Regions from separate parts of the Homo sapiens genome. Here region 2 is linked to region 1. The links are chromatin loops, found by intact Hi-C in ENCODE. Cell type or tissue: chondrocyte. All regions are shown on one strand. Each heading gives the region's core, and the rest is flanking DNA. Links, peaks and the distances in the headings are about the cores only.

Region 1 (5,375 bases), core at 242-5,241:
TTTATTCCATGCATATTTTGATAGGCAGGACAGGAAGCTTGAGGCCATGTGGATTTTGTAGTTTTATACAAGAGCATTCTTATTTTTAGTAGAACACCAATGAACATAAAGAGAGAAAACCTTGTTCATATACAATGTGTGGTTCCAAATGTTCTTATTGAAGACTTGAGACCTAGATTGGCATTAGGAATTTTTAATGTAATCATAACTTAAAATTAGTCACCTTGATGGCTGTCTTTGTCAGTGCTCCTCCTGGAGCACACTGACTTCTGTTGCTGTCTTTCTTCCCTTTGCTGCGCCTGGGTTCAGCCTGCTGCCACGAATACGGAGTCAAATTTTGCCTGCACACAGGCCCTCAGAAATCAGCTGGGCCGTTAGAGCCTGGTGCTTTCTGGATTGTTTTTCCCCCAGCTTGAATATGATTGAACATGAATGCCTTGTCAGAGCCGTCATCAGCTGAGGCATTCATAGTACGTAGGGATTTTTTTGGTGTCTTTAAAGAAGTGGTGTTCAGCCCTGGCTGTACACTAGAATCAGCTGGGGAGACTCTGGCAGTATAACCACCAGGCCCAACCCCCAGAAATTTCTGTTATGTTTGGTCTGGGTGGGATCAATGATTCTTAAAGAAAGAAAGAAAGAAAGAAAGAACGTTGCTCTGGCCCAGGTGATGCTGATTTGCAGTCAGGATTGGAAGTCACAGCTTTAAAGCATGGTCTTCCCCGTATTTGCTGAGGGCCTCTGAAACAGTGGCCCTGGGTTCTGCTTCCTATCAAGGGGCTGCATGTGTGTCCTGGGGCAAGTGGTGGTAAGCTTTGATTCCTAAGCCCTGATTTCTGATTTCTCTTTCTTTCCCCCATTAGAAGGATGAGATTATAAACACAGCTCCCTTCCTAAACATTAGGATCTCTCTTTTAGAGCAGTCAGCCTTTGAATATATACCAAGAACGGGGAAAGAATTCCAGTCATTCACAAAAAGGTTTCAAATGCTAAAAATGTTTCAAATGCTGCTTGGCAGTGATGTCACTGTCCTTCTCTTTCCAGTGAGTGTTGCAGAGAGCTGCTGGACACAGTGGATAACTACGCCGTCCTCCAGCTGGATATAGTGTGGTGTTACTTCCGCCTGGAACAGCTGGAATGCCTTGATGATGCAGAAAAAAAATTAAACTTGGCCCAGAAATGCTTTAAAAATTGTTACGGAGAAAATCATCAGAGACTGGTCCACATAAAAGTATGTTCCTGGAATTCATCTTATGTCTCGTTGAGTCCATTTCTAGCATTTGTGTTTATTCCTGTTAAAGTATTTGAACTACTGCCAGAAGGTAATTTCATTTTGATAGTAGTATGCAGTATAGTCTTTTTAAACTATATATTTATAAAGTGTTCAATGTTTTACAAATCTGGCTGTCTCTCTTACTTAGCGTGTGAGCATTTAGCCCAAAGGAACATGGTTTGCTAGTCATAGAACCCCATCAGTGATCACCCTGACCAGGAGAGAGCTGCTGACTTCTTTATATCGGTAGAGTCTAATTTGCAAGATGTAAATGCAGAAAATAGACATTTCAGCAGTAATGGTTTACGTGAATGAGTCACAGCTCAAGAGCTGTGGCTCGAGTAAGGATTTTTCTGATTTCCCCAAGTCATCAAAATCCTGCTGATGCAGACTCTCTGATACCTGGTTTGGATTTCTGCATACTTCTCTGCTGACCAGAAGGGCCACTGTGCTGCATGTCTGGAGGCTGGTGCCCTGACACTGACTCTCCTGTGTGGCATGAGGAATGTTATCATACCACAGGGGATGGGGAAGAGGGGGCTTCACTTTTGCCGTCAGTCATAGTGAAGCCATGGACATTTTAATACCTATCATGTTGCCCCTCTGGAGACCAAGGGAATGACAGAGATGAGTATTATAGACCTGTAATTAGAAATAAGGCAATTTTATCCTTTTTTTCTTCAATAATTTTAGGGAAATTGTGGGAAAGAGAAGGTACTGTTTCTAAGACTCTACTTACTTCAAGGGATCCGAAACTATCACAGTGGAAATGATGTAGAGGCTTATGAGTATCTTAACAAGGTAAGAAAAGTAAAGTTGTAACCAATTTTCACCTCCTTTTAAAAAACATTCCCAGAAGTTAAGGATTTTAACTTAGTAGTTTGTGACTTGTGAGAAACATGCCTGTGCTTTCTCCGTGCACAGGAGATGTTGAACCAGAAACATATTTGTATATGTTAGAGTACAGCCAGATGCTGTAATGAGACTTCAAAAAGACAGTGACTTTAATTGGATAGAAGTTTATGGCTCACTCATCTTGCCGTCTAGAGGTGAGCCAGGCCGGAGCAGTGAGCAGCCCGCCAGCCTCAGCGAGGCGTCCTAGGTTGCTCCTGTCAGTGCCTCTTCCAGCCAGCAGAGGGGGCAAGAGAGAGTCCAGAGCAGGCCACTGGAGAGATGACCCCGCAGCTGCACCCAGCGCTGTGGCTGCATGCCATTGACTTCGACTTCACTACCTGGCTACACCCAGCTGCAAGGGAGGGTGAGAAATGCCACGTGCACAGCTGAAATTCGGGGGCTTTTGTTGCAAAAACAAAGTGGTTACCAGTCACTTCTGCAACACCCAGCCTCTTACCTCGTGTTGTGCTGTGGCTAAGTTATGTGAGTAGAGGTAGTGTTGGTCTGTTTCCATTTGTACTTGTTAATAACAGGCCTAGTTTAGAGATTTTATCCAAAATCTGATGCCTTTTAATTCACATTGGATACAATCTAATTTCTTTTAGGCTTTCACTTTGTATTAAGCTTTAAGTATTGCCGTGGTTACATGATTCTTACATTTCCCTGTCTCTAGGCACGTCAGCTCTTTAAAGAGCTATATATTGATCCATCAAAAGTGGACAATTTGTTGCAGTTGGGGTTTACTGCCCAGGAAGCCCGGCTTGGCCTGAGGGCGTGTGATGGGAACGTGGATCATGCGGCCACTCATATTACCAACCGCAGAGAGGTACCCACTTTCACATGCCCTAGCTCTCTTGGGTATGAAAGAACAAAAAAAGATAATCCCACAGGAGTGTTAATAACCAGGAACTCTTTATTACTCCAGATTGGGAAGGAAGGAGAAACTTGTCCTTTTTTTTTTCTTGAGACAGAGTCTCACTTTGTCATCCAGGCTGGAGTGCAGTGGCACGATCTTGGCTCACTGCAAGCTCCGCCTCCCGGGTTCAAGCAATTCTCGTGCCTCAGCCTCCTGAGTAGCTGGGATTACAGGTGTGTGCCACCACACCTGGCTAATTTTTGTATTTTTAGTAAAGATGGGGTTTCACCATGTTGGCCAGGCTGTTCTCAAACTCCTGACCTCAAGTGATGCGCCCACCTCAGTTTCCCAAAGTCCTGGGATTACAGGTGTGAGCCACCGCGCCTGGCCGAAACTTGTCTTTTTCAATTGGATCATTTTTCACATGCTGCAGTCTCCTTAGTTTTGTTTCCTGCTGTGGTGGCAAACGGTCCCCTCTCTCTCTTTCTTTAACACCATAGTGTATTTCTGGAAGTCATTTTAAAAACAAAATTGTTTTTTCATGAGGTCATTATTAAAGTTGGGGATTGCATCCTTGCCTAGAAACATAAGTCAAATCATAGAAACAAGTTGTATTATATTATGAAAGCACAGGTTAAAAAACTATAATCATTTGAAACAATTAAGTACATTAAAGAAAACCTTAGAATTTTGGAGTTGGAAGCATCCTTATTCTATCCAATATGTTCTGCAGTGAAAGAACTGAGGTCTAGAGGGCGGTCATGGTGGAATATTAGCAGGAGAGCCATTTTTCTTCTTGCCAAAACAAGAAGTTGGTACTAGATTATCTCACAGGTCCTTTCTAGCTGTAAACTCCAGCCATAGAAGTCTCTAGAATCTTCACATGTATGTTACCTCGTTTCCCTTTTTGCTAAACACTAGGATAATCCTGAAGGAAAAAAGCAGCCTCAGGGGTATTTGGATGGGAGCAGGAAAGCCCCGTGGTTGTTTGCCTACCTGATGCCAGAGAGGGAGTGGATTCGTGGGTTCATTCCGTGGTGAGCAGTCACAGGGTTTCTCCTTTTACAACACCAGCTGTGGTCATTACCTTTCTCTCTTGCCTAGTCCAATCGTGGTCCTTTGGGTCTTGCTATAGAAGTCAATGAGTAGGTAAAGGCAGAGACTTTGAAAAGCTGAGTTCTTTTTTTTTTTTTTATTCCAGAGTCTCACTCTGTCACCCAGGCTGGAGTGCAGTGGCGTGATCACTGCAACCTCTGCCTCCCAGGTTCAAGTGATTCTTCTGCCTTAGCCTTCTAAGTAGCTGGAATTACAGGTGCCCACCACCACGCCCAGCTTTACTTTTTGTATTTTTAGTAGAGATGGGGTTTTACCAATTTGGCCAGGCTGGTCTCGAACTCCTGACCTCAAGTGATCCTCCCGCCTTGGCCTCCCAAAGTGCTGGGATCACAGGTGTGAGCCACTGCGACCAGCTGAAAAGTTGAGTTCTGTGTGTTTGAGTTTTACATGGTCTAATTCAGTACTAACAGAAAAATGAACATTGCTGATACTGATTTATTGCTTTACTATTACTCCACTACCAGTAAGAATTTATTATTTTTATTTTTATTTATTTTTTCCTTTAATTTTATTTTATTATTATTATACTTTTAAGTTTTAGGGTACATGTGCACAATGTGCAGGTTAGTTACATATGTATACATGTGCCATGCTGGTGCGCTGCACCCATTAACTCGTCATTTAGCATTAGGTATATCTCCTAAAGCTATCCCTCCCCCCTCCCCCCACCCCACAACAGTCCCCAGAGTGTGATGTCCCCCTTCCTGTGTCCACGTGTTCTCATTGTTCAATTCCCACCTGTGAGTGAGAATATGCGGTGTTTGGTTTTTTGTTCTTGCGATAGTTTACTGAGAATGAAGTAAGATTTTATTAGCATCTGGAAAGCTAGTGTTTTAAAATGAGATCATTTGGAAAACAGTTCTCATCACTGTATAAGACTATAGTTCATAAAACATTGTCACACTCATGTCATTCACTTCTGCCTGTGACCAGCCGAGAGGCCACAGGACAGGTACTTCTCATCTTACACATGGGAAGAGCTGTTGCTCAGAGGTGGTCTTTTAAAGTATAGTGGAGTCATATCACTTGTACATTTCTGAAGTTAAAAGCCCTTGGAGAAAATGCAAATAAAAAAACCAGTGTATATAGTGCAGTTGATCCTTCTCCCTCTTCCACCCAACAGATGTTGTTAGTTACGATGCCTTTGGCTGAAAGCAACAACAACAACAAAAAACCCAAAATGGCCTAAACATCAAAACAAGGGATGTGGTGGGATTTATTGGCCGTTTACTTGTAAAA
Region 2 (5,375 bases), core at 175-5,174, 260 kb after region 1:
AGGGTTATTCGTGGGATTCGGTGTGCTTTAAAGGAATGACAGCAATATAGATAAAAATAGATGGGTGAAGAGGGGAAATTCCTCTCTTAGACACTTAGGTTTAATACTTTACATTCATTACATTGGCAGACACAATGAAAAGAAAAAAAAGAGTGTATATCTGCTTAGAGAAATGCATAATTAAATTAATAAATCTCAAGTAAGAAGAAGAAAAGGGACAGGACACCAAATCTGTGTTGAGAAGAATCTCTGTGTTGGGTTTCATTAATAAAAATCTTAAAAAGCTCATGAATTCAGTACAATGCTTAATGGCACTTAAGCGATAATAGTAACTAACATTTATGAAGTACTCACTATGGGTTTACACTGTTTTTAAATGCCATGATACGGATTGGCTCATTTAATCCTCAAAACACCTGATATTAGCTCTATTTTAGAAATGAGAAAACCAAGGCACAGAGAGGTTAAGTAACTTGTCCAAGGTCACACAGCTAAATAAGTAGTAGCGATTCCTCTCGAACAGAAGCTGCTCTCTAGTTCTTCTTGCCTCCCTGCTAATTTGCAAAAATTGTAACTGTAAAAGACTCTCATTCTTACTAATATAAGAGACAAAACCCTGGTGATTTAGACATTCAAAGTCTTATGGAACGGGCACACCATTCCACCCTGTGGACAGCGGCCAAGATTTGGCCTGCAATATAATAAAACTGAGGAATAGTGAGATGGGTTCGAATGAAGACCCTGGATTATTTTTCTGTAGGATGAAATGCAAATTAAGTCCGGTAAAATTCTGAAATGCACCATTTGTTACCAATAAATACAGACAAACACTTTTAATGACAATGACTATGAACGCGTTCTCTTCCAGCTAACATGTTTGTGAAATGCTGCAGTGAATCTCAAAGATAACAGGCACCCGGCTAATTCTATTGGGTTAACACGTCCATGCTGGCTGTGCAGGCTTATTTAAGTAATTGCCTGACTGTGAATGAACAGAGGTATTAAAGTAAAGTTGGCACAAGGGACAGCATCCACATGGCACGTTCTTTGTTTCGAGAGCTTTATTCTATCAATACTCCTGGAAAAAAGAGAAGTTGCTAAATAAATAATGGAAGCACACAAGACAGTGTGAACGCCTTTTCAAGTCCTCGAATTGTCAAGCATCTTATATAAAGTTCTTTCCCGACTCTGAGCTCATCACATTTCATTTTACATATTAATTTTGCGTAAGAGCAAGCTCATCCCGTTCAAATGTTAACAGCTTCAAAATAAGATCCTGGTGAAAGCTCGTCACATTCCATTTTAAATATTAATTTTGCCAAAGAACGAGCTCATGCCTTTCAAATGTTAACAGCCTCCAAATAAGATCCAAGTTATTTACCTGTAAGATACAAGAAGAAGACAGGAGAGGGAAAAAAAACAACCAAGTGAGAGGAGAGGCGACAGAAATGACGGAGTGAGAGGGTCGCCTGAACTCAACACCGATTCAATAACCTCTTCAGGTTTTCCTATTTAACTTTCCCCATTAAAAAAGAAGACACACCCTACCGGTCATATCTTCACAGGCGCAGATAAGGGCACCAGTCTATGATTAAAGGGTCTGGACTGTGGGTATGATTCGGGGTTGCCTCCGAGTGCATGGTGACAAGCACAAACAATTAGCGCTCCCTGACACCTTGCTGTAATTCGAGTTCGGCGAGTAAGGACAAAAGGGCCGCCCGTCCGTGTGGATGCCGGGCTCAGGGCTGCGCTCTGGGAGCCTGGCTCGCGTCCCCTCCGCGGACGCCCGGTACCCCGCAGCCCGAGCTCGCCGGCGCCCGCATCCCCGCCCCGGTTCCCGCCCCGGCCCCTGGGCTTCCGCAGGACGCAGCTCGCCGTGGGGCAGCGCCGGAGATGGGGCGCGGGGTCCCCGCGGGTCCCGGTCCTCGGGCGGCCGGGCCGTGGGAGCGCCGGGCCGGCAGCGGGCGGGGCGCACTCACCTTCGTCCTCGAACTCCAGCTTCTCCAGCATGCCGGCTTCCGCGGGTCCCAGGGCCGCCGCCAGCGCCGCCTGAGGGGGAGGAGGAGGACAGCGATCAGCATGAGCTGCGACGCTCGTCCCCGGCCGGCGGGCTCGCGGCCGGCCGAGCGCTGGGGCCTGGCTCTGCCGCGCCGCCGGGAGGAGGGGCCTGGCAGGGGACGCGGGCAGCGGGGGCCGGGGGCGGAGCGGGAGCGCTGCCCCCACCCGCCCGAGGCCGCCGCCGCCGCCGCAGGTGGCGCGGCCGCGGCCCGCGTGCCCCTCCGCGAGTGGGACGCGCCGCTCCCCCCCGCGCCTTGGTACGGCCCGCCCGGGAGGAAGCGTGGGAAGGGACCCGGGAGCTCGAGGGCGGCAGCGCCTGGGCCCGGGGCGCCCCCCTCCGGCCGTGGCCCGCGTCCTCCCCGCCGTGCCGCCATTGGGAGAGGCCCGCGGCCCGCCCCCACTCCGCCCCCCGGCGCCGCTCACCTTCCCAGCACCGGCGGCCGCGCTCGGCAGGCTCCACCTGCGCAGGTGTGGGCTCCGCGGCGCGGGGAGGGGGAGAGGGGCTGGAGGCTGCAGAACGCCCCGGGGCGCCAGCTAGGGGATCCTTTCTCGCTTTCCTCTTCCCTTTCCAAATTTTAGATGTAACTGCCCATCCTCGGCCCCCTTAACAAAAATCGTTCCGTGGGCTACACGTATTGTAGATGCACTTTGTCGCTATCCATTTTTTTTTTTCCAGCATGGAACTCTTAATTCGCGTCCTCTCTTCGCAGCCGAGTGTCTTCTCGGTTGGGGAGCCGCTGCCAAAAACGTACACACCCTGAATCTGGCCCTGGCCGCTCAGGAGCTGGGTATCTGAGACTCTACTATGGCCAACTCAGGTTGGCAGGCTGCGCGGCCAGCAGCCGCTAGCCTCCTGGAAGGGCAGGACAGGCCGAGAGGGGACTGAGGTCCCTGGCCCCACGGCCCATCCCTGCAGAGTGCACGGGCGCCGCGAATGCGATTAGCTCCAGTACCGATTAGGGCTGAAAGGAGCTTGGCCCTAGCGCTCTTGCAAGCCGGGCCTGAAAGAGGAAGTCCTGAAAATGCCTCTCGTTTAGCTTTGTCATCTTACTTGCGCCAATCCCTAAGTCTTAAACCTCTTAAAAAAAGAAAAGGGGTGGGGAGAGAAAAAGAAAACAAAACTAAGATGTTTCATGGTAAAAAGCTACAGCAGATACCATACTTCATAGTGAAAGACTGTTTTCCCTATGAAGTTCAGAAACCAGGCCAGGGTGTCTGCTCTCACTAATCCTATTCAACATGGTTCTAGAAGTACTAGGCCCTGCAATAAGGCAAGAAAAGGAAAGAAAACGCATACAGATTGGAAAGGAAGAAAAACACCTGTGTAGATAACATGTTATCTACATACAAAATATCAAAGAATCTACAAAAGAAAGAAAAAACTCACCTGGAATTAGTGAGTTTGGTAAGGTCATAGCATACAAGATCAACACACAAAAATCAATCACATTTCTATAAACTAACAATGAACACATGGAAAAATATATAAAACAATATCACTTAATACAATCACTTCAAAGAAAATTAATACTTAGGCATAAACTCAAGAAACCATGTATAGTAGCTGTATGCTGAAAATCACAAACTGTAGATGAAAGACGAGCTAATAAATGGAGAGACAGTCCTGAGCTGGAAGCCCCAACATAGTAAAAATGACAATTCTCCCCCAGATTAATCTTTTGGTTTAATGCAATTGCTACCAAATTAGGGTTTTTTTTAAAGACATAAATAAGCTTATTCTAAAATTTATATGGAAAGGTGCAAGCTCTAGAATTCTATTTATTTATTTATTATTTTTTTGAGACGGAGTCTCGCTCTGTCACCCAGGCTGGAGTGCAGTGGCGCAACCTCGGCTCACTGCAAGCTCTGCTTCCTGGGTTCACGCCATTCTCCTGCCTCAGCCTCCCAAGTAGCTGGGACTACAGTAGAATTCTTTAATCTTGAAGTCGCTTAATATTAAAGCAAACTATATAGATACAGCAATCAAGACAATGGTATTGGCAGAAGAATGGATATAATAATCAATAGAAATAAATAGAAAACCCAGAAATAGACCCATGCAAACATGGCAAACCAATTTTTGATGGAGGTGTAAAAGCAATAGAACTGGAGTAATTGGATATCAAAAGGTAAAAAGACAAAAACAAACCCCAACCTAAGCCTTGCGTTTTACACAAAAATTAGCTCACATTGGATCGTGAACTTAAAACTATGAAACTTTTTGGAGAAAATATTTGGGAACTGGGGCAAGGCAAAAGTTAGACTTGACACCAAAAACACAGTCCATAAAAGGAAAAACATAAATGGACCTCATTAAAATTAAGAATTTTTGCTCTGCGAAAGACCCTGTTAAGAGGATGAAAAGAAAAGCTACACAGTAGGAGAAAATACTTGCAAATCACATAGCCAACAAATTACTAGCACACTGCCTATAGGGTTAGCCCTGCTCTCCAAGGAATAGCAAAAATAAAATAAAATAAAAATGTCTGGAATACATAAACACTACCAATATTAAACAGAAAATGGAGAAAATAATCCAATTAGAACATAGGCAAATGACACAGAGCTGTTTCACCAAGAAAGATATACAGATGGCAAATTAGTGCATGAAAAGATGTTCAAAGTCATTAGCCATTATATAAATGCGAATTAAAACCACAATGAGATACTACTACACAACTGTTAAAATGGCTAAAATCACAATAGTAACAACATCAAATGCTGGTAAGGATGTAGAGAGACAGACAGGATTACTTCTACACTGCTGGTGGGAATGCAAAATGGAACCACTGTTTTTTTTTTTTTTTTTCTTTTTTTTTTGAGACAGGGTCTCCCTCTGTGGCCCAGGCTGGAGCGCAGTGGACCTATCTCAACTCACTGCAACCTCTACCTCCCAGGTTCAGGCAATTTTCCTGTCTCAGCCTCCTGAGTAGCTAGGATTACAGGCACATGCTACCACAGGTCAGCTAATTTTTGTATTTTTAGTAGAGATGAGGTTTCACCATATTGGTCAGGCTGGTCTTGAACTCCCGACCTCAGGTGATCTGCCTGCCTTGGCCTCCCAAAGTGCTGGGATTACAGGCGTGAGCCACTGTGCCTGGTCAGGAACCACCACTCTTAAAAACAATTTGGCAGTTTTTTATAAAACTAAACATGCAACTACCATGTAACACATCAGTTACACTCTTGGGCATTTATCCCAGGGAAATGAAAACTTACATTTACACAAAAACTTGTACATGAATATTCATAGCAGCTTTTTTGCAACAGTGCAAACGAAATAACAGATGTCGTTCAATGGATGAATGGTGAAGCGG

The links. Peaks named below come from ENCODE experiments on the same cell type or tissue, not always from the same donor. Only the 100,000 strongest peaks of a DNase experiment are listed, where the experiment ranks them.
Region 2: a loop joins it to region 1, with 6 times the contacts of the local background. A loop is called at or near these places in 17 of 110 quality-filtered maps.

Annotation. Positions count from the first base shown.
Region 1 is chr7:151,365,898-151,371,272 of GRCh38, forward strand. NUB1 (negative regulator of ubiquitin like proteins 1) reads left to right here. Exons shown (of 15, transcript NM_001243351.2): 9 at 1,042-1,228; 10 at 1,964-2,071; 11 at 2,838-2,990. It also overlaps a transcript of WDR86 not described here. Among named protein-coding and RNA genes, the nearest start is that of NUB1, 27 kb to the left of the region's middle. In chondrocyte, for the core only: CTCF peaks have their summits at 2,400 (motif pointing right) and 2,661; a DNase peak (open chromatin) is centred at 2,416.
Region 2 is chr7:151,630,090-151,635,464 of GRCh38, forward strand. It overlaps PRKAG2 (protein kinase AMP-activated non-catalytic subunit gamma 2), which reads right to left. Exons shown (of 16, transcript NM_016203.4): 5 at 1,980-2,049. Among named protein-coding and RNA genes, the nearest start is that of RHEB, 110 kb to the left of the region's middle. RefSeq lists silencers at 1,504-1,603, 1,754-2,623 and an enhancer at 2,994-3,343. In chondrocyte, for the core only: CTCF peaks have their summits at 1,600, 2,050, 2,443 (motif pointing left) and 2,649; DNase peaks (open chromatin) are centred at 1,804 and 2,949.